3 separate regions of the Mus musculus genome follow, and regions 1 and 2 are each linked to region 3. Evidence: chromatin loops called from intact Hi-C (ENCODE). Cell type or tissue: heart. All regions are shown on one strand.

Region 1 (8,000 bases), 160 kb before region 3:
GGGAACTGGTGGGAAGCTAAGAGCCCTGAGCTCAGCCACCGCTCTGCGCTCCGCCCGGCAACTCTAAATTATGGCTCCTGAGAGCGCAGGGTGTACCCTTTGATCAGTGCCCGCCCGCCCACACCAACTTACCTGCCAGACTTGGTGATTATCATCTCCGTGCCCAGTTCATGGAATTTGTCCCAGAGCTCCTTCGTTTCCAGGCTGCAGGCGATTTTAGCCATCTCTTCGCTGGGGATGATGGGGGTGGTGGGTATCAGTGGCTCTGTGCACAGAGAGGATGAGGATGGGCTGCCGCCCCCGCCGCCAAACTCCGCGTGAGCATCCAGACTCGTCAGCTCACCCAGTGGCTGGGCACATGATGATTTCTCCACAAATTGTTCTGGAGGAAAGGAGAAGGAAGACTGACCGCTATTACTAACTAACAAGGAACATAGTAGGAAGGAGCTGGGAAGAGTACCCAAAACATGTACTTGGATTTGACTAAACTCTGAAACCCCCGGCAGAAACGCATGATTCATAACTGTGCAAATGAACCTGGGACATGCCCGGGGCTGGACGCTAACTAAATCAAATGAGCAGGATCTATCTAGAACAAGGGCCGATTTATTACTTACATGGCTGTAGCTCTCTTAAGAATAAAATATAAGGAATGAAGGAAAGGGAAGGCTGTGGTCTTGAAAGATAAAATGTAACTATTATGACAATCAACCCAAATTCTAGACTTTGCAGCTGCAGAGGGTAGCACTAGAAAAATACCAGCACCCAGCATGCTAAATCACAGGGGTGGACTCGAACAGATTTTTTTTTAAGATAGGGATAGATTAGTAGAGCGATTATGTATGCAACTGCTTTTCTTCCAAATAGCCCTGGAAGTGAGAGAAACAACTTCAACTCCAGATAGCAGGAATTGAAAGAGGAAAAGGTTTTGCCAATCACCAGTAGATTGAAATATCACTGCCTATGAGTCAGACATTTTCTGGCTCAGCAGATAAGGGACTGGACACTAACTTTGGGGCAATACAGGGTGTTTGTTTGATTGAATTTGTTTTCCTCTGCCAATTATCTTTCATCTCTTAAAAAAGAAATTACTTCAAACCCCCTACCATCAAACCAGCATGTTCTAACTGCTCTCCTGAATGCCAACCAGTGCCAGTTGTGTGTACGCACATGTGTGTGGTGTGTGCTTGAGTTTGTGCGATGAAATGGTTCCTATCTCTCATGCTTCTTAATGTGAGGCTAACGGAAAATAGACGTGAGTGAATTAAGTATTATCAAGTGAATTATCATGCAGGTTGTTTCAAAATCAAAGGAACCCAGAAAGTACCAACATCCTGAAACACTTTTGGAAGTGAATATACACCACATCTTTATAGGGAATTGGGACACCATCTAATTTTCTCTTATTTTCCAACAACTGACAGGCAAGCCCTGTAAGTGCCACCTGGCCAGAGCACCACAGAAATAGAGAAGGACAACAAGAAAGAACTGCCCAGGAGGTTACTGGAGTAGAGCTAATATACTTGAGTGACACATTGGAAATCCACCATCTGCAGACATCTTTTTCCCCAATGAAACAACCTTCTATCTCCTAAAAGAACCTTTGGGTGTTTCAGTTTCTGAGTCTTGATTTAGACATTAAGTAATTTGTTCTGTTGGGCTGGTGAGTGTAAGGGATAAGAATAAAATGGACAAGAGTTGTTCTCCAAACAGGTGACCAGACTCCTTTCAGAGACTGGAGGGGGTAACCGGGGTGAGAGCTAGGATTGGCTTAGCATTTAAAATTTGTAATTTTGATTGAAGAACATTTTTTGTTGTTGCTTTGTTTTATTCTGTTTTATTTAGAAAACTAGTTAAAGAACTGATACAGAAATGAGAGTAGTGGAGCTGGCAAGCTTCCAGACCACTGCTCACATGTTTGTCAGGAATTTTGACCTGAGATCTTCTTTTCCTACTGGGTACCAAAATGAGATGGGGGTATTAAATTCCCTAAGTACAAGGATAATGATCGGAAGCCTCAGCAGGTCCAACTTGGACAGTAGTAGCCAATGCTCTCTCTAAATAATCAGGATTTGTTGGCTTGCTCACATTGCCTTCGCAGATCTTGACTTAGGTGGAAGTTAGGAGTTCTTATTCACACTCATTTCCCTGTCTTACATCTCCTTGGTACCACTGTTGTTTTGGACTTTAGTAATCTCCTGTCACTGTGTAAACTCCTTAGTTTCCCAAGCCCCTTTCTTCTCTAGTGTTTATCTTGGATGTGAAATGTATTAGAGTTGGGAAGGGATAGCGAAAAAGAAAAAAGTGATGACTTTTTTCAACTGTCTTAACTTAGCTACTTGATTTCTGATAGTCGGCGATTAGGGTGTGCGATAATTATTACCAAGGCCCTTAGAATAGCAACTCATTTTCCCTGGGTTGTAAGGGTTTTCAGAACCCCTATCCTGAGCAGTTGCTTTTATACAACTCTCGTGTGCTCAAGACACCCTCACCGCTCATCTCTCTTTAATCTGTGCCTAGTTTCCTCTGTAAAGAAAACAGTTTTTATAGAGACAGTGTTAAATTTCGAGGAATTTGGGGAGGCCTTGCCAGTCTCAATTGAAAATCGCAAGTATAAAATGGGGGTTCCTGACCAAAAAAAAAAAAAAAAAAAAAAGCCGGCTCTTGCGTGGAAAAACCGGCCTATTTTATAGTCCTTTTCAGACATATTAAGACTGTTAATTGTGATAGAAAAATTAAACTGGCTTCTTGTGAAGTCTCAGAGTCTTTGATTCCAAGCGCAGGCTTGGGTGTTATATACCACCGTGGATCCCGAATCTTAACCCTTACTTGTCCTTGAATTTGTTTTCATTCAAACAAACAAATTTGTACAGCATTCATACTATCTAAGTGATGTCGAGATTCCAAGAAACTGGGGAAAGCGAATACAAACACAAGCCGGTAGTGAGAATTCACTACCTTTAATTGATGGTGAAGCCTCCAAAGAAAACTTGAGAGGAAAAGAAAAAAAAAAAGTCTTTCTCCCAGGACCGAATTCTGGTCCATACTCTGAGACTTAGCAGTAGATCCAGACGGTAGAAAAAGCCACCTTTGCTTCCCGCGGAGCAAACTGCCCGCACCCGGGAAACAGATTAGCAGGGCCCATACTGACTGCCTAGTACCCCGACTTACCCAGGGGTTTGATGGTGTTCTCTGCTGCCTCCTTCTCCTTGGGGCCGCCGCTGGACATAAGCGCGGCGATGGAGAAGGCATTGGCTCGAGAGGAGAGCTGGGGCTTGGGCGACGCCGTGAACTCCATGGTTCCCAGCGTGCGGTCCTGCTCAGGAACCTGGACTGACAAACCACAGTCCAGCTTCCCCAAAGGGAGACAAAGACCCGAAACTGCAGCTCAAAGTTCCAGAGAGCAAGCAAAGCGGAACTGGGGACCCCCCCGAAGCGTCCGTTCCCAGGTTTTGATGGCCTCTCCAGTCCACTAGAGCAAAGCAGGGGAGCCGCAGAGACTTCGAACCAGCAGGAAAGCAGGGTGGGGACCAGCCGGGAACTCAAAACTGTAAGCCCACTGCGCAAAACGCGGGGTCCCCAGCACCCACGCCGAGTTCTCCCTCCCTTCCCTCCTTGGGTCCGCTGAGTGGCCCAAGTCCGAGGAGGTGACGATCGGCGTGGGACTCTAGAGGGTGCGGAAACCAGGGAGTCGGATCTCCTCTCTGCAGAGCGCAGCAAGGCGCGACCTAAACTGTGCCTAGGCGCCTGCTGCCTCGCGCCTTAATTTGCTGGCGGTGGCCATCCCTGCGGGCAGCAGCCAGTCAGCGTGGTCTCACGTCACTGCTTCCAGACTGTGCGGAGTGGGGCGGGGCCGAGCGGCGCAGGGAGAGAGCGCCTAGGGCACTGCGCCCTCCTGCCTCTGCGCTCCCGGTGGAGAGCCGGAGAAGACGCACAGTGAACAGGGTGGCGGAGCTAGCCGGACCGCCTCCGCCCAGAGTCTCAGATCCCGCAGGAGGGAAGCATGCGCTGTCTAGAGAGGCACTTTCACTGCTACCCAGAAACAGGCATTTGCGTTGCTCTGGACTGAATGTCACCAAAGGAAGTCCTACTGAGTTCCGCATTTTCTACCTTTCCTACTGGAGCTCCCAAATAGTTGAGAAGGGCCCAGTAGAGCAAATTCCTCATCGCTGAGCGGCATTAACCTGGTGACGCAGCACAGTGCCTAGTGCTAGGTCCCCTACTTGACAGTCCCCAAGTTATGTCTCTTTTCACAGAGAGCTGGAGAGGCAGGGCTCTGGGAAAGAATGCTGAGCTGCAGGGTGCCTGTAGGAAGGATACTTTGTTTTGATTTTTTGTTTGTTTTTGTTGATTTTGTTTTTGGCGAACCTGGCTTTCTGCTGTGTGGTGGTTTGTTTCCCTTCTAGTCTGGGTTTTCTATTCTGGAGACTCTGAAAGTAGGGAAGTGGCCTGAAGCAAGGAGGGGGGGTCAGGACTTGGAGCTCTAAGGGGACCATGCGATGCATAGTGACTTTCTGGCTCCTCCCCCGCCCCCCCCCCACACGGAACCATCTATCTGCCTTGCAGACGCAGACTGGGCTAAGGACTTCCCACAGCCTTGTGGAGGGAGTCCTGTTGGCCTTGCTCAGTCTAAATAATTCGAATTCTCCAAATTCGCGGGGTAATCCGCTTCACTCTCAACCATGTAAACTCTAGAGGACACACACACTCAAGCTATACTTGTAAATATTTGCTCTCCTTTCCAGCCAGTTGATCTGGCGATTAGGAACCTCTTGGTAGGTCTTAAGGGGGTAGGGGAGGGGTGGGGTGAAGAACATAAAAAGAAAGACATACCCTGTCTCCCATTGCATCCTCTTCACAGCTCCCGAAACATAGTTATGGGCGAAATCGAGAGCCAGAATAACTATGAAGAACATCCCGTGTAAACAGAATGTTGGCATCTGAGGAAGTTCTGATTTAGACTGGCCTGGCCATCCTGTCTATGTTTGCTCGTTTCAGCATTTGGGTTGTAATGTGTCAATGTTGAGGGAAATTAGAAATTAGTAAAACTGCAGACTTTTCATACTAGAAGGTTTTTTTTTTTTTTCCTTGTCTGGACCAACTACTTTGAAAAGATCGAAGGTGACAAGTTGGCAGAGCAGTGTCTCTTTTTTGCAAGTCTCCCCCATCCTCCAACCATGTCCCAGTCATTCCCCTCTCCTCCCCACAGGTCAGGAATCTCTGGACTCATAAGTGTGTGCAAGTCAGTAGAGAGTATCAGATCTCCTGGAGCTGGGATTACAGGCTGTTGTGAGCCCTCTGTGTGGGTGCTAGGGAGTGAAGTCCTCCAGATCTCTAAAGAGGAGCAAATGCTTTTAGCTGCTCATCCATCTCTCCTGGCCTTAGATACAATGTCTCAATCAAGGTAGTGTTTTCTTTTTATTGTAAGGTTCCCATTGGTTTGCTTCTTGTCTGATTTTTTTAGAGTTTGTCAAGGAAGATGGATTTATTTGAAGAAGAGAGTTTTTGTTTTTGTTTTTTTAATTTGGGAGAGAGAGGTTTACTTAGACCTTGATATAATGTTTCAACTAATGTAGATTTTGTTGGTTGGATCTAGTTTTCAATAGCTCACTGTGTTGTTACACCCTAATTAATAAAACTATTATTCCATCTTATAAGGGGAGGTACTGTCTTTACTACCTTAGCAGCTTAGATTGTTGGAATGGCATCCTGAAAGATACATCAGTTTCAGAGAAGCAGACTGAGCACAGGAAAGCAGAATTGCTGAACTTGCTTTCCCTTTTCCTACAAGTGCCACTGTGTCCCAGTTCTAGGATGTTTGTGGGCAGAAAATCACTCAAAAGCAGAAGAGACTGCGCAAGTGGGAGGAGACAGCAAGCTGAAGGAATTGAAATGAACACTTAAACAAAGCCATAGGCCAGAGGTGAGTCACTTGGGTGTCCCTAAGCTATGCATCTTGTTGGCGTTGAAACGATCATCACAGCCAAACATTACTACAGGCTTATTATACTGGTAAGCTGCTCTCCTCTTAGATCCAATGCCTATATGAATCAATGTGTTGCTATAGGACCTGTAGCTAGTGCTGACAGAGAGGAATCGCCTCAGGGTAATCTAAACCTCCTGCCTAGGGAAGCTGAGGGTAACTAGTCCTGAGGTCCTTTCAAAACCGTCCGGGAGCAAGGGTTAATGCATAAAACCCCCGTGGAGCTAGAACAAAGCAATCACGTTAACACTTCCCTCAACCCCGCCTGGGCTGCTGACAGGCTTGTGTGTTCAGGCTGCTTTCAGACACTGGAAACGGCTTTGGACTTGAGGAAAGCTTTGAGTCTTGACTTTTAACACTTGTTAGCACTGTGGCTATGTGGGCTTCCTAAACCTCTCCAAGCTTTGGTCTCATCATCTACTTTTAAAATGGGACTGATACTTTATTGCTATATGATAGATGGCTTTGTGAATTTAAAAATGTGCAGTGTGTGTAAAGCACCCAACCGTAAGTAACGACGATGACTCCACAGGAGCAAAGCGATGCAGCTATTTAATTATTTGAATTTGAGCTGCATATTCTTGACCACAGAGATATCAGATTGTTCTGGACTATACACCGAAGATTGAGACCACGTAGAGGCGCTTGGACTGCCAAAGACAGCTAAACTTCAGAGCTAGCAGAGCCATTTAAGATTTCGATACTGTCTGGAAGGTCTGGGCAATGTCCCCTAATATAAGGCACGCGCATTAGAAAATTCTCTTTTGCAGTCCCCCTGAGCTCAGGAACTTAAGACAACTCCCTCAAACTGTCTAGGAAGTAATCAGCGAGCCGCTTTCAGCCTAGGTTCCAGAGTTAACGAATGCTCTCTGGACGCTTTGCCGGGAGCTATAGGGACAGATCCCGTAAAAATCTAGCTGGCCGTCCGCAGGCGCGGAGGGTGAGAGCTGCGCCTGGGCGCTGGGCCAGGTACCAAGCAGAGGGCACCATCGCGCAGCTGAGCTTGGGAGACAGAAGTCAAGGGCAACAGGGACATCAGCTTCACAGTAATCAGGCAACTACTTCCTATAATGGCCCTAAGTCCTATCCCGATCTTCCCGTTCTTCCGGGTAGACACTTTAAAAGTAAAGGCCACCAAGCCTTTAGATCAGTAAATTTGGTTTGCAAAGGAGGAGAGACGCCCCAAACAGTGCGGGGAGCAAGGCGGCCACATCCCTAAAAGACCCCCCGAGGAGCGTTCCTTGGAACGCGGGAGCATTGCGCTGCCTGGTGCTGGATAAGGAAGGTTCCGCGCGAAATCAGACTGAGAATTGCGAGAAGTTCCACGGAAACGTTAGGTATTTTCGAACACACGCGGTTTGTGGGAAGCAAGGATGTGGGTCCCAGCAAACGCAGCAGGCTGTGGTCCTAAACATCCAGATCTGCAGGGGACCTTGGTAGCTCTAAGGCGCTGGGCTTCTTTACCCAGCTCCCTTTCTAAGGCCAAAGCAAAGACAGCTTCCTACGTGTCACCATCCGGAAGCTGAGAGAACGCGCACCTGGGGTCTCACATTCCAGCCCAGTCAAGGCTGGGAGGAGAGGGGCGTAGCGCGGACATTAGGCAGTTGCTGTCCATCTTCAGTGCCCACGTGATCTGGAGAGCAGGCACTAAAGGCTGCGGAATATTTCCTAAGCTGCAGGCTCTAGAGGCAGCAGCTGAGGAGACTGTAGCTTCCATGTCCTCTTGGGACCAGTCCTCCGCTTGCCAGAGTGTTGGCCTGGCCCCATTCCACAGCGTCTTTGGACCTGTGGCCTTGACGTCTCATGTTCACTCCACCCCTGCATCTTCGTTTCCTACTCTCTGTTTTCTTTGAAGTGTATCACTTCCCCGCACCAAACCAAACCACCGGCTATGAAAGCAGACTACTCTTTAAAAGTCAAGAATTTCAAACATTTCGATTTTTAAAATCACATTAAAATATTTGCTTGATTGCTGAGGTTGGGTCACTTCTAAATTTGGGAGTCTCACTCAGCCCAA
Region 2 (8,000 bases), 240 kb before region 3:
ACCTTGGCTGATGTGTCACCCAACTTCTTCTGTAATATAAGTCTGATGATCACTTTCAGAAATTACATTCAGATCAACACTCCCTTATGTTTGACTCTGTCACCCTGCAGACTCCTTGCCTACCTGGGTACCAGGACCCTGATTATCCCGCGGGTTGAGGGGCTGACTGAGTCCAGTCTGTGTCAATTACCTCTTCCTTGCTTGTTAACTTTTCCCTGTACTTTCTTTCCCTTGTCCGTGAAGCATATAGGGACCTATGGCCCATCCTTAAAAGTAAAATCTAGTCCCTCTCACCCTTTAAAAATACTTTTATGTGGATATTCATTGTGCTATTAATTGTTATCAATAAAATATTAGAAATAGTCTCAACATCAAGTACTAAGTTCTAGAATTACTCATGGCATGCAGCATCGGGGCCATTAATTCATTTTTGAGTGAATAGTTAGTGATAATAGAAAATATTTCCTATTAGTGTTAAAGGAAAAATAAACATGATGTGTTTCCTGAATCTAGTCCAATATATAGTGGTATATGAGGTTTTAATGTCAACTCATCACCTGAGTAGGGAACCCTGAGGAACTGTCCTTAAATTAGTCCCAAAACTCTTCAATTTAGCTTCAGAAAAAATTCTTAGAACAAGGCAGAAATCAGCCACATTCTTTGCTAAAATATCACAAGAATAGACTTAACATCTAAGTTGCTAATATTGTTCCCCTCTGAAATCTCTTGAACATATTGCTCCCCTCTGAAATCTCTTGAACTGGGCTGCCACAGTCCACACTGTTCCTAGTACTACTGCCAACCAAGTTTCTATGAAGATGGCCTGCCAACCTCATGGATTTGAACTGCTTTCCTAGTTCAAAGCCCCCAAATCATGCACATATCTCCCAAACCCAGCATGGTCAGTCCTGACATCGCAATAGCCTGAAGTAGTAATAGCAGAGTCTATGGCTGTCATGGTGGGGAAAACATGGCAGCGGGCAGGCAGGCATCTACTGGAGCAGTAGCTAAGAGCTTACACATTGACAAAATAGCCACAAGGCAGAGATAGAACCAAGCACTTAAACATCTGAGCCTGTGGGGGACATTCTTATTCAAACACATCTCTGATTGAGAAAATTATCTCTCTTACCTAAAGGTAACTTATCCAGCTATATATCTAAAATTTGCCTATGTAACACCCTTTTTGATTCAATCAGTTTTTAAATGTTTTGTGAAATTATAATATAATCATATTTCCCCTTCCCTCCAAACCCTCTCAATACCCCTCCTTGCTCTCTTCAAAATGCATGCCCTCAGAGCTGGAGAGATGGCTCAGAAGTTTAAGAGCATTTGTTGTTCTTGCAGAGTACCTGAGTCCAGTTCCCAATAACCATATGATGGTTCTCCACTATCTGTAACTCTAGTTCCAGAGAACAACACATAAATCAATAATATTTTTAAAAAGAAAAATAAATGCATGGTCTCTTTTTTCACTAACTTTTGTTATATACATACATATATACATATATAATACATGTGTGTATATATATATATATATATATATATATATATATATATATAGTACTATATATATTCTTAAATACAACCTTCTCAGTCTATGTAATGCTACTTGTATGTATGCTTTCAGGGCTGACAGTTTGGCATTGGTGTGCCCTCTCCTGTAGAAGACTATTCCTCCACTTTCTGCATTCCTTAGTTGCCTGCAGTTCTTTAAGTAGGGTTGCGATCTCTTGGGCTTGCCCTGCCCACTTTGCCATGTCTATTGCTTTGGTTCTGGTTCTGCTCGTGTTTTGGTTCTGGTTCTGCTACATTGCGATACTTTATGAATGTAGCTTCTCTGGTAGGTTTCCTGTTCCTCTGGTTCTTACAATCTTCCTCCACACACACACACACCCCCGCCCCCGCCACCCACATCACCTATGACCCCTGATCCTTAGGTCAGAGAGGTGTTTTTTAGATGTATTCTTTGGGACTAAGCTTCACATCTTTTCATTTTGATTGGTTGTGGTTTTCTCTAATAGTTTCTATTGCAAAGAGAAGTTTCCTTGATGACAGGTGAGGACTACACTTCTCTGTGGGCTGAAGGACAGGTATTTAGAATGTAATCAGGGATTATGCTGTTTTAGTAAAGTGGCAGTTTCAGGTTCTTCAAGACCCGTGACTTCACTAGCCCTGAAGAGTTGGCTAGGTTTACAGTACCAGCAGGTCTTAAATCGGTTTAAAAACAAGCTGTTTACCACAGGCATGTATGCCACTATTGCACCCCTAAAGCTATCATGCCATGCTGGCCATTGTGGTTCACAGGCATCATAGCTGGGTAGGGCTGTTGGTTGCCTTCCTACTTGGATGCTTGCATGATGCCTTATGTTATCATAAAAGCTAGTTCCCCAGGAGGAGCCACTCAGGCCATTTCCTGCTCCGGAGCCTCTGATGTGCATGGTGTCTTCAGAAATAGGGACTTATGTTCTACCTTTGGGGAAAACCAAGGGCAATAACAATAGCCTGTAGGTTTGGGGACTCTGCCCACAACTCAGAAGAAGGCTTCTCATGCCTGCTGTTTGGATTCTTGTTAGATGCTTTTTAGCCATTGGAAAGAGCATTGGTAACCCAGGTAGAAAATTTCCATTTAACTATATATCTGTGTTTATATGTCTATGACTTTTTCAGATGTCCTTACTGATGTTTTATGTCCCCTCTCTCCTTCCATATTTATTCTCCTCTTTAATCAAAGCTTCATTTCCAATTTCCCCCTCAGATCGCTTATACCCGGCTATTCCCCTTTCTATTGCTCCCTGAACCAAAACCTCTTTTTACTTTCTTATTTTCAACAATTACTCCAGGATATATATTCACATTTGGGTATTTGGCATTTGGAGCCTCGAATCTTTTCTAGTTCCTTTCATTTATGTGAAATTGTCATGATTTCACTTTTCTTTATATAAGACTAAAATTTCACAGTGTACATGTACACACATTTCACAGAGTGTGTATGCATCACAGTTTTGTTGTCTGTCCTTCAGTTGAAGGGTATTTAGTTTGCATCTATTTCCTAGATATTATTAATAAAGTGGTCAGTAAGGTTTTTTTTTTTTTCCATAAAAAATGCAACTAAGCTGTATAACCAGCAGATGGCAGTAATGGCCTATAAATCAGTATTTTAAATTTTTTTTTTTTTTTAAATCAAACCAGCATTTCCTTAATCCTTCTCTAAACAACTACTTCCTGATTAGCAGATCAGCTTAGACTTGTTGGTGACTCTCCTGTCTCTGCCTCTCAAGTCCTGGGATTAGAATCACATGCTTTCCTGGCTGGAAGAATGCATTCTAACATTAAATTTAAAAAAAAAAAAAAATCCAGCCTTGTGCTAGATCAGTGTACAAGATATGAAATTTAGAGAAATTCAAAATGTAATACCAAATAAATACAATTTTACTGCATATATCAAAAGATAAAGGTGTCTTTGTGACCAGTGTTTAGTTTCCCAAATTGTGTCACTGAGAGCCCTCCCTTTCTTATTAAGTTCAATGATTTTTTTGTTTGTTTGGTTTGGTTTGGTTTTGATTTTTAGGGTTTTGGAGGGGTATTTTGCGAGTTTGGGGGGTATGTTTTGGGGGTATTTGTTTGTTTTTAGCTTTGAACAAGTACACAGGCACAAATTAAAGCAGTTAGGCTCTAGCTATATCTAGCCTGGCTACACTAAGCAAAGTATGTGAACAATTCAGCTACCACAATTCTGAAAACTTTATAAACTTTCCACTCACTATTAAATCATTTAAAACAATTGGTTTCATGTAAATTAATATTCTCACACACACAAAAAGTGAGATTTTGTTCATGTAGTTTCACAACTTCTTGTATGTTAAGATGGTTTTTCTTTTTAGTTACATTTTTAATTTTTCATACAATATATTTTGATCATATTATTTTTCCAAATCGTCCCAGATTCTCTCACCTCCCTACTAATTCAATTCCATATTGTTTTCTTTCCTGTGAACCCCCCAAAGATACTAAAAGAAAAGAGAATAAAACAAAACAAAACTTATGCCCCCCAAAAGAGCAAATGCCCCCAAAAATTCCATTTTTTTTAAATTTTTTTTTATTAGGTATTTTCCTCGTTTACATTTTCAATGCTATCCCAAAGGTCCCCCATATCCACTCGCCCCCCCCAATCCCCTACCCACCCACTCCCCCTTTTTGGCCCTGGCGTTCCCCTGTACTGGGGCATATAAAGTTGGCAAGTCCAATGGGCCTCTCTTTGCAGTGATGGCCGACTAGGCCATCTTTTGATGCATATGCAGCTAGAGACAAGAGCTCTGGGGTACTGGTTAGTTCATATTGTTGTTCCACCTATAGGGTTGCAGTTCCCTTTAGCTCCTTGAGTAATATCTCTACTTCTCCATTGGGGGCCGCGTGGCCCATCCAATAGCTGACTGTGATCATCCACTTCTGTGTTTGCTAGGCCCCGGCATAGTCTCACAAGAGACAGCTATATCTGGGTCCTTTCAGCAAAATTTTGCTAGTGTGTGCAATGGTGTCAGCGTTTGGAAGCTGATTATGGGATGGATCCCTGCATATGGCAATCACTAGATGGACCATCTTTTTGTCACAGCTCCAAATTTTGTCTCTGTAACTCCTTCCATGGGTGTTTTGTTCCCATTTCTAGGAAAGGGTAAAGTGTCCACACTTTGGTCTTCCTTCTTCTTGAATTTCATGAGTTTAGCAAGTTGTATCTTATATCTTGGGTATCCTAAGTTTCTGGGCTAATATCCACTTATCAGTGAGTACATATTGTGTGAGTTCCTTTGTGAATGGGTTACCTCACTCAGGATGATGCCCTCCAGGTCCATCCATTTGCCTAGGAATTTCATAAATTCATTTTTTTAATAGCTGAGTAGTATTCCATTGTGTAAATGTACCACATTTTCTGTATCCATTCCTCTGTTGAGGGGCATCTGGGTTCTTTCCAGCTTCTGGCTATTATAAATAAGGCTGCTATGAACATAGTGGAGCATGTGTCCTTCTTACCGGTTGGGACATCTTCTGGATATATGCCCAGGAGAGGTATTGCTGGATCCTCCGGTAGTACTATGTCCAATTTTCTGAGGAACCGCCAGACTGATTTCCCTTATGAATATCGATGCAAAAATCCTCAATAAAGTTCTTGCTAACCGAATCCAAGAACACATCAAAACAATCATCCATCCTGACCAAGTAGGTTTCATCCCAGGGATGCAGGAATGGTTCAATATACGGAAATCCATCAACGTAATCAGTATATACACAAACTCAAAGACAAAAACCGCATGATCATCTCGTTAGATGCTGAGAAAGCATTTGACAAAATCCAACACCCATTCATGATAAAAAGTCTTGGAAAGATCAGGAATTCAAGGCCCATACCTGAACATGATAAAAACAATCTACAGCAAACCAATAGCCAACATCAAAGTAAATGGTGAGAAGCTGGAAGCAATCCCACTAAAATCAGGGACTAGACAAGGCTGTCCACTATCGCCCTACCTATTCAACATTGTACTTGAAGTCCTAGCCAGAGCAATTAGACAACAAAAGGAGATCAAGGGGATACAAATTGGAAAGGAAGAAGTCAAAATATCACTTTTTGAAGATGATATGATAGTATATATAAGTGACCCTAAAAATTCCACCAGAGAACTCCTAAGCCTGATAAACAGCTTCAATGAAGTAGCTGGATATAAAATTAACTCAAACAAGTCAATGGCCTTTCTGTACACAAAGGATAAACAGGCTGAGAAAGAAATTAGGGAAACAACACCCTTCTCAATAGTCACAAATAATATAAAATACCTTGGCATGACTCTAACTAAGGAAGTGAAAGATCTGTATGATAAGAACTTCAAGTCTCTAAAGAAAGAAATTAAAGAAGATCTCAGAAGATGGAAAGATCTCCCATGTTCATGGATTGGCAGGATCAACATTGTAAAAATGGCTATCTTGCCAAAAGCAATCTACAGATTCAATGCAATCCCCATCAAAATTCCAACTCAATTCTTCAACGAATTAGAAAGGGCAATCGGCAGATTCATCTGGAATAACAAAAAACCTAGGATAGCAAAAACTCTTCTCAAGGATAAAAGAACCTCTGGTGGAATCACCATGCCGGACCTCAAACTGTACTACAGAGCAATTGTGATCAAAACTGCATGGTACTGGTATAGTGACAGACAAGTAGACCAATGGAACAGAATTGAAGACCCAGAGATGAACCCACACACCTATGGTCACTTGATCTTTGTCAAGGGAGCTAAAACCATCCAGTGGAAAAAAGACAGCATTTTCAACAAATGGTGCTGGCACAACTGGCGGTTATCATGTAGAAGAATTCGAATTGATCCATTTCTATCTCCTTGTACTAAGGTTAAATCTAAGTGGATTAAGGAACTCCACATAAAACCAGAGACACTGAAACTTATAGAGGAGAAAAGTAGGGAAAAGCCTCGAAGACATTGGTACAGGGGGAAAATTCCTGAATAGAACAGCAATGGCTTGTGCTGTAAGATCAAGAATCGATAAATAGAACCTCATAAAATTGCAAAGCTTCTGCAAAGCAAAAGACATCGTCAATAAGACAAAAAGGCCACCAACAGATTGGGAAAGGATCTTTACCTATCCCAAATCGGATAGGGGACTAATATCCAATATATATAAAGAACTCAAGAAGGTGGACTCCAGAAAATCAAATAACCCCATTAAAAATGGGGCTCAGAGCTGAACAAAGAATTCTCACCTGAGGAATACCGAATGGCTGAGAAGCACCTGAAAAAATGTTCAACATCCTTAATCATCAGGGAAATGCATATCAAAACAACCCTGAGATTCCACTTCACTCCAGTCAGAATGGCTAAGATCAAAAACTCAGGTGACAGCAGATGCTGGCGAGGATGTGGAGAAAGGGGAACACTCCTCCATTGTTGGTGGGATTGCAAGCTTGTACAAAAATTCCATTTTGCATTAGCTAACAACTCCTGTACATGGGGCCTGCCCTGGAATGCAGTGTTCTTAACCGGTATCAATCATAGATAATTTCATGGTATTCCACCAAACTGGAAAACCTACAAGAAATCGATGAATGTTTTAGCAAATATAATCTATGGAAGTTAAATCAAGATGAAATAAACAATTTAAACTAACTCATAGCTCACAGTAAAATAGAAGCAATAATTAAAATTCTCCCAAGCAGGGGCAGAAGAGGTCACCCAGTGGTTTAGAGCACTGGCTGTTCCTCCAGAAGGTCAGGGTTTGATTCCCACCACCCACATGGCAGCTCAAAGCTGTTCTAATTCCAGGTCCAGGAACCAATGCCCTCTGCTGGCCTCCGTGGGCACCAGGCACAAACATGGAATGCAGACATACATGAAGATAAGCATCTGTACACATACATTCTAACTTAATGGAGACAAACAAACATAAAAAACTCCCAAACAAAAAAGCCTAGACTTTAAACAGAGAACTAATGCCAATAGTCCTCGTGTAATTCCTTAAAATAGAGAGATAACATTTCCTAATCCTCCTTATGATTTCACAATTATCCTGAAACCAAAGCCACATAAAGGAAAAAAGGTAATTAGACATCAATATCCTTTATGAACATAAATGTAAAAATTCCCGATTAAAATACTTATAAATTGAATTCAAGAACACATCAAAATATTTTCTACTATGAGGCCAGAAAAATGGATCAAAACATTGACTACTCTTCCAGAGGACCTGGATTAGGTTCCCAGAACCCATATAACAGCTTACAACCATCTGTAACTCTAGTTCCAGAGGATCCAACACTCCTTCTTCCCTCCTGGAGTATGGCATGAATGTGGTGCACAAGCAAACATGCATGTAAATGATTGTAGACATTAAATAAGTAAATAAATAAATTAATATTTTAAAGAGGTTATCCACCAGGGTCATATGGTTTTCACTGCAAAGATACAGGATTGATTCAACATACCAAAATCAATAAA
Region 3 (8,000 bases):
TCAAGACAGGTCAGAAAATCCTTATAGAGCAACAAGAAAGTATGTCAGAAGAGGAAAAGGGCTTAAAAAGAAAAAGGAAAAAGAAAGGAGACACAGTGTTATCAGGTGGACAGAAAGGACAGGACAACAGAGTCGAGGCGGAGGAGGAGGTGAATTAGCTTCTGCTCCCCCTCCCTATGCCTCCTCGGCAGCCATCTATGGGCAGACCTTCTGTCCGGAGGTCTGGAAAGAGGATAGATTCTCCTTGCTGGGATGTCCTATTTTCACTGATCAAGCTGAATTTGCATGGGATAGAAATATGCTGCTTGATCAAGGTAGATTTGCACAACAACAAACAGGATATCCACTGCAGGTGTTTGAGCAGGTGAATCAGATTCCTATAAGGGCGTGGAAATCATTGCCTAACAGAGGGAAGTTAGTGAAAACTTGACTCTCATATTGACTCCCCAGATGGACACACAGGTGATTGAGGTTGTGGTCTCATCACCACGAGGTATTGTGTCCATCTCCACTGGGGATCGACCGGATCAGGTGTTGATGTGGGCGAGAGGGTCTGTTTGTGTGTTCCCACAGGACCAGACGGAACCTCTTTGGGTGCCGGAGAGATTGGTGAGACGCTGCAAGAATGAGGCTCCTGATCCAGTTGCCCCTGTGGATGTGGTGGATGATCCCACAAGCACAAAGGATGGAGCCGAGATGAGAGATCCTTTCGGTATTCCAGAAGCCGATACCAGCTCGACATGATATTCTTTCCACACTTTTTGATCCCTGAATTCCCCTTAAAGATATAGCCCCTCTGGCTATCTATCCCTTGCTTCAGGGAAGATGAGCGGGGATGAGAGCCCTGGGATGTATGCTTGTTATAGTGTGTGTGTTTTTTGTGTTTGGCACATGTGTTAGGTGCAGAGTGTGCGGCCCGCACTTTCGCCATGGTAGCGTAGGCTTTTGCTGCAGTGGAGGCGGGACAATCTCCTCAGATTCGGTTTGCCGCTCTAAAAGAAATAATGCTGCTTTATGCCATGGGTTGCGAGGCTAAGCACTGCACAGAGGATAGCTTGCTGTTGGCATCCTGTGGAAGGCACGTCTGATTGCATGAAGGTTCAGTGTCCTAGTTCCCTTCCCCCAGGAAAAACGACACGGGAGCTGGCCAAGACCTCTCTGGGTGATGAGCCTAAGGGATGGTTTTGTGTAGGGCCCCTATGCTTGCACACTGGGGATCAGACCTCTACCTTCACCCATGAGGCTTGCTTGCAGCAATTAAGATTTGACCATAGATTAATCAACATCCTGGCCTTTTGATGCACCTGCCACAAGCAAAACACAATCTCCCCAGGTGTGGCTTGGCATGATAGAGAGGTAGTCAGTGATAAGACTCCCTGGGCATGTCACCAACCTAAGACAGGGATCAAACCAATGCTGTTTGTCACCCAAGGACGGGTAAGGGGCATGGCTGCGGGGGGCTATCTACAGACATTCTCTCTGCCAAAAAAGAAAAAAGGGGGAATTGTGGGGAGCGGGTGTGGCGGCAGTCCCAAAGGCGCCAGGGACTGCAGCTAAGTCATATGACTTGCACCTGACTTCCTCATATAAGACACAAACATCTTGAGTGCTGGGCAGGTGTACCAGGATACAGGTGAATCCAATTTGGTGGAGATTTGCCCCTGCTGCCCTGATTAGCTGAAGCTGTGTGCCTGGTGAGGTGGTGTGGCCTGCTGTGCGTGGATGGGAACTGAGAGTATAAAAGAGTGAGAGGCCCAGGGTTCGGGGGAGATATAAAAACAAGGGAGATATATAAACAAGGGAGATATAAAAACAAGGGAGATATAAAAACAAGGGAGATATATAAACAAGGGAGATATATGGAGAAAGAAGAAACAGGACTGAATAAATGTGTGCAGAAGGATCCTGTAGCAGCGTCGTTCTTCCTGGCCTGTTGAGTGCGCGCAACAGGGTCAAATCAAATACTTATGTTCTACCAAAGGAAAGTAGCAGGACAAGGACTTCCAGTGACATTCTTCTATAATCATAGACCAGGGCCTTGCTCAGCCGTCATCAAAGAAACTTCCTACTGTAGCAGATAGGAAAAATACAAAAAACTGTAGTCAGACTATATAGAGAGTGAGAGATCTCAGAACATCAACTTCTAACAGGATATACCATCAAGTCCTTCTTCCCAAAGCTCAGGGAGCCCTGCAAAAGAGGAGGCAGAGAGAATGTAAGAGCCAGAGTTAATGGAGGACACCTAGAAAACAAGGTCCCCTAATCAACAGGACTGATACACATATGAACTCACAGAGACTGAGACAGCATGCACTGGGACTGCACCGGTCTGCACCAAGTGGAGTCCTACAGCTAAAAGGAGAAGTGGACATATGTCCCCATCCCTAACCCAGAAGCAACCTCCAATTGATAGGCACTTGCAAATGATAATTAGTTTTCTTCATGGGATCCTCACTGGGAAACCTAACTATTGGTAAGTGTAAACCATATGCCCAGAAGTAGATGGTCCACAGAAAATGAACTCAACGTCATCTTTGAAGGTTCCTTGTTTCATAATGCCATGCTGGGCTTTTTCTTCTCTTTTCTATTTTTCTCTCTTCTTTTCTTTCTTTCTGCAAGGGCAGAAGGCAGGTATGAAGGGACAGGGAGATGAGTGGGACTGGGATGCATGATGTGAAATTCACAAAGAATCAATAAGAAGTTAAGATATATAAGAAAAGATATATGAGTTCATTACAGTGGTATTTATTCACAATAACCAAAATGTGGGAACAAACTATATTTCTGTAAATTAATGAATTAGTCAAAAAGAAAAAGTGTTACATATACACATTGATTATTAACATTGAGTATCAACTTGAAAGGACCAAGGCTCACTACATCAGTTCTGAGAAGGCCCTGGAGGAATTTTTTAGATTAATTAAGATGGAAAGATCCAGCCTAACTGTAAACAATACCATTCCATGCAGCTCCAGACTGTATAAAAATGGGAAAGGGAGCTGAGCATTCACTGGGAGCTATCTCCATCCTCCCTGTATTAGTTTGGTTTCCATTGCTGTGATAAAATCCTGAGCCAACTTGGGTAAACAAAACAGAACAACAAAAAAAGTTTTCTTGGCTTAGATTTCCATCTTACAGTTCAGTGAGAAAGGAAGCCAAGGCAGGAGCTCAAGGCAGGAATCTGGAAGCAGGAACTGAAGCAGAAACTGTGGAAGAACGCTACTCACTGGCTTGCTACCCAGGGATTGCTCAGTTTGTTATCTTTTCAACACATAACCACCTGCCCAGGAGTGGGCTGGGTTTTCACAGATCAAGCATTAATTAATCAAGAAGATGCTCTACAGACATGCCCACAAGCCAATCTGATGAAGACAATTCCCCAGTTGAGGTTCTCTCTTTTTCAGTTACTCGGTTTATGTCCAGTTAACAAAACTAACCAGCATGCTGATTAAAGTCACAATATGTGACTAGTTGCCGTGTGCCACTGCCACCATGCCTTGCCTGTGATGGTAGATTGTGGCCTCAAACTGTGGGCTAAAATAAACCATCCATTCCTTAGGTTACTTTCGTCAGGGTTTGTCAAAGTAACAAGAAAACTAATATGCATAAAAAGAAATATTGCTCAACCTCAAAAGAAGGAAATATTGGCACATTCTTAGACGAATATGAACCAGTAGGACATTTTTGTTGAATGAAATAAGATAGTTACAGAAGGCTAACTACGGCATTATTATTCTCATCGGAGCTACCTAATGACCAAATTTATGGCAACCAAAAGCAGGATGACAGATGTCATGCTCAGAGATGCAGGGCACCCAAGGAGCTTCTGCCAACTAGTACTCCATAGAGCAGGTAAGATGCACACATGTGCAGAGCAGCTGAGCAACGCTGTGTCTGTAGCTAATAAGCCTACACCATGCACTTAAAGCTCTATAAAGAGGGTGGATCTCATGTAGATGTCCTGCTAGGTAGCAGGGTGGGGCATAGCTGGGCCCACACAGCAGAGGGCAGTACAGCACACCCAGCAGCAGCTGCTGGATCATGTCCACAGGAGACCTGAGTGAGACAAGAGAGGCAACAGGTTTTATTCAGATCAACTCGGTTTTCATTTCATAACCCTGCTTTGTTGAAGTCCTTTTTTTTTTTTTTTTCCTTAAAAATTCTTGACTAGCGAGAGAAGTGATATTTTCTCTCTTGCTGTGGAGGAAGACAAAAGCACATTAGATACAGTCCGAATGCTAAGAGTATATACCCACAGGCCAAGCTGTTCTGTTAAAAGGTCTTCAATGTTTACTCTTTTAGGAGTAAAATAGGCAACATTCAAGTTCACCTGCTCTATGTCCTGTGAAAAGAGAGTCCACAGATGCCACACCACAGGGTAAGCCGTACACTATTCCCTAACAAATACAGAAAAAATAATTTGCACCTCCAAGGTGTCCAAGGAAGGGCTGGAGAGATGGCTCAGTGGTTAAGAGCACTGACTGTTCTTCTGGAGGTCCTGAGTTCAAATCCCAGCAACCACATGGTGGCTCACTACCATCTGCAATGAGATCTGATGCCCTCTTCTGGTGTATCTGAAGACAGCTATAGTGTACTTATATATAATAAATCAATAATATCTTTTTTAAAAAGGTGTCTAAGGAAAGATAACTGACATTTCACAGAAATTGGTACATCTAATCGCTCCTATATGTACTACTAAGGGAACTTGATTAGACACTCTCAAAAAGCCTCAGAAATACTGAATTCATATAAATTCTTTATAAGGATCCACTTGAAATAACTCAAAAGCTTCCAGAAGAAAAAAAAAAAAAAAGAACATTTTCTTACTGTGTTTTTTAAAGTGAAAACCACACTTCTCAAGCATATCTAAGAAATTACCTAAGCAGGATGATGGACATGCAGTGTCTTAAATAGGAACTGAGCCTTTTGTAAGTGCTTGCTCCACTTCAATAGTTTCCAATGGATCTGAGTTTCTTGTGCTGATCTGTGGTGCAGAGAGCTCTCTAGAAACTAGCTGTGGTCGGTTGGAGGAGAGAGTGGGGAACAAAGTCCTTGGAGGAGAAGGAACTAAGAGTGAAGGGGAAGAAAACAGCATCTGGCACTCCCCACCCCCTCCAATGATTTGATCTCTGGAAGGGATGCACCTGGTAACAAGAGTAAGCACTGGATAGGACCTGTTTACAGCTTTGGTGATGTGGCTGTCTCTAGAAGAGAAGACTGTCCTTGATTTCAGTGTCTTTAATACTCTTTCAGGTTCTCTCAATATTTCACATGCAGCCCTGATGAAATTCAAATAGTTAAAACATTTAGATTAGCAGTCTTTGCTGACCACATATTAACGTGTCCAGTTGGAACTCTTACCTCAGAAAGGTTACTGAGCTTCAGGTATGTGGGAAGGTGGATCGTGAAAGGTAGACTGATCCTCGGTTTAGCTAAAGGGACAGTGGGAAATCTACCTGCTCCCAGGCACCAGGCCACTGTCACACAGCCACAGTGCTCCAAAGATATGTGGCCATCAGCCACATAAGGGCAATGTCCCAAGCCCTTTCACATGTAGATGAGGCATCTGTAACATCTCAGACTAAGACAATGGGAGAAGAGACCTCTGTCTTATGGTCACATAGGCTCAAGACAGAGATCTCCATGCTAATGATGTACGGTAGAGGCCTGGAGGGGGAGCCAATAAGCTTTCCTTCCCAGACATTTCTCCCTGCAAAAGGTATTTAATCTCAGGCCCACCCTGAGAAGTGGGGTATGGTTTTAACACACCTACTTTCCACCATAACAATAATTTGGAACCATGGACTGTCTTTTTTCATTAGGATGCGCTGTGGGGAGCCATGAAGAAGGCCTTGACTAGAGAGCTGCAGTCTAGTCTCCCATAGAAGGCAGCTAGCTCTGTGCTCCCAGCCACAACTGCCATCAAGCCAGCTGTCAAGCCAAGGACTCTCCCCTTCCTCCTCCCACCCCCGGCCCCAGGCTAGACCCAGCCCTTGGACCCAGACTCTGTTCTTAGCTCTTCTGTGACTTCAAGTGGTGCTGAGTCTGAGAACCCCATGGCTCTGGGCTCATCACATACCAGGGGTGGAGGAGTCTGTCATGAAGGAGTGACTTCAGAAGCTCACCCTGTGGCAGTAGAAACCTGTAGTATCTAGTCATCACTATGACTGAGAGGAAGAAGAGAACAAAGGACCAGAAGCAGGACTGGGCTATAATCCACAAGGTCTGTCTCTACAACACACTTTTCCACCACCACCCAGCTTTACCTAGGGACTAAGAGTTCAAGCACCTTGTTTTGCGCAGGACACTTCAAAATCAATTCATAACACATAGCAAGATTCAGGACATTTTATCTCATCTTTGTCCCACTGTTCTCTGCTGTACAGTAGTTTACCAAATAACAACCAATGATCAATATAGAAATTAGCGCTGGCTAATCATCATGAAGACAGGTGATTTTTCAAAGCATGATTTGCAAAGAACGGTTATAAATAGACCTGTGTGGCAGATCAAACTATCAGATGAAAGAGTCAGAACATCTGGAGATAAAGCCAACTGAAATCATCCAATCTGAAGAACAGAAAAAAAAAAGAGAGAGAAAAGAAAAAGGAAAATACACAGAGCTTCAGGCATGTAATCTAGTAAGCCAATATATACCCCAGGGAAAAGAGAGAAAAGGATGGTAAATTATATTTGGATAAATAATGGCTAAATACTTCCTAAAATTGATAAGACATTAATAAACACATGCAGGAATCTCAGTGAACACCAGATAGGGCAAACACAAAGGCCCATATCTGGAAAATTGCAATCACTACTAACAGACAAAGAAACAAAACAGAAAGGACTCATCATAGACAAGGGACCCTTGATCAGGCTAAGTGTTGATAGTTCTTCAGAAGCCACGGAGTCCAAAAGTCAGTGGAACAATTAATTCTTAGCTTTTAAAGAGTGAGACTGCCAAACAAGAACTCAATCTTCAGAAATCATCTTTTCAAAAGTAAAGAGGAAACTGAAAGACTTTCAGGTGGATTAAAAACTAAGAGACTTGGCATCATTCAAATTGTACGGAAAAGGACAGTAGAGAGTAACTCCAACCTACATTAAAAAATAGAAAAGAATTCTAGCCAGGTTTGGTGGCAGATCTGCAATCACAGGACTGTGGAGCTTGAGGAAAGGATCAGGGACAGTTCAAGGACATTCTGATCTGCACAGCAAGTTCAAACTCAGCCTAGCATACCGGAGCTTCTGTCTCAAAAGCAAAATAAAGTATAGAATACAAATGAAGACAACAACATGGTGACCAAACAGGGCTCATTTGGGAAGCAGAATGTGTGTGAGTAATACAAGGTAAGAAGTGTCTTAACGGAGTCAGGCTATTACATGGAGACTAGGAAGCCTCCTAATGTCATAGAAATAGTCTTTATTCCACAACACAGCACTAGAATCATGTGCACAATTTGACTTGGAGAACTGAGACTGTACACTCTTCATCTTAGCTCTTAACACATCCATCTCACACCACAAGATTCAACTAACTACAGATTGAAAATATATTATTTTTTGCACAATAATAAAATTATTGAAAATAAATTGTTAAAAATTTATATATACTGAACACGTATAGATTTCTTTCTTATCACAGTTCCCAAAACCAATACACTATAACAACCACTTCCACATTCTTTACATTGCTGTAGATAATGTCTAGAGGTTAAAGTGTCTGGAAAGCAACTCTTGAATTATAAGCAAGTATTACATTGTTTTATGTAAGCAACATGAGCATCCATAGATGTTAGTATGTTTGGGTGGGCCTGGCAGCATCCCCACACACTATGGAACAATGATATTTGATTTAAAATTTTTAATGAATTAATTTAATTTCAATTTCAGCATCCATGCCTAGTGTCCATCTGCTATATCAGACAACACAGCATTAGATTTTTCTCTGTGGTGAGGGCTGGTGAAGAAGTCAGCACAGCTCAAAAAAGGGTGAT

Evidence for each region. A loop is a pair of places that touch in the nucleus more often than their neighbours do. Peaks named below come from ENCODE experiments on the same cell type or tissue, not always from the same donor. Only the 100,000 strongest peaks of a DNase experiment are listed, where the experiment ranks them.
Region 1: it touches region 3 in a loop (3-fold over the local background); 2 of 42 quality-filtered maps call a loop at or near these places.
Region 2: it touches region 3 in a loop (2.8-fold over the local background); 4 of 42 quality-filtered maps call a loop at or near these places.

What each region holds. Positions count from the first base shown.
Region 1 is chr9:24,770,548-24,778,547 of GRCm38, forward strand. Tbx20 (T-box 20) reads right to left here and starts at 3,756. Exons shown (of 8, transcript NM_194263.2): 1 at 3,172-3,756; 2 at 133-382. The coding sequence starts at 3,298. Gm29824 (a long non-coding RNA gene) reads left to right here and starts at 5,177. Exons shown (of 3, transcript XR_870586.1): 1 at 5,177-5,404; 2 at 5,808-5,923. In heart, a CTCF peak has its summit at 3,912; DNase peaks (open chromatin) are centred at 44, 3,824, 6,934 and 7,684; H3K4me3 peaks cover 7,906 bases; H3K27ac peaks cover 7,906 bases.
Region 2 is chr9:24,698,297-24,706,296 of GRCm38, forward strand. No RefSeq gene overlaps it. Among named protein-coding and RNA genes, the nearest start is that of Dpy19l2, 6.0 kb to the left of the region's middle. In heart, a CTCF peak has its summit at 3,132 (motif pointing right); no DNase peak of the experiment used is centred here.
Region 3 is chr9:24,933,933-24,941,932 of GRCm38, forward strand. All of the region lies in intron 2 of Gm40509 (a long non-coding RNA gene), which reads right to left. Among named protein-coding and RNA genes, the nearest start is that of Gm40509, 7.1 kb to the right of the region's middle. In heart, a CTCF peak has its summit at 3,996 (motif pointing right); no DNase peak of the experiment used is centred here; H3K27ac peaks cover 2,233 bases.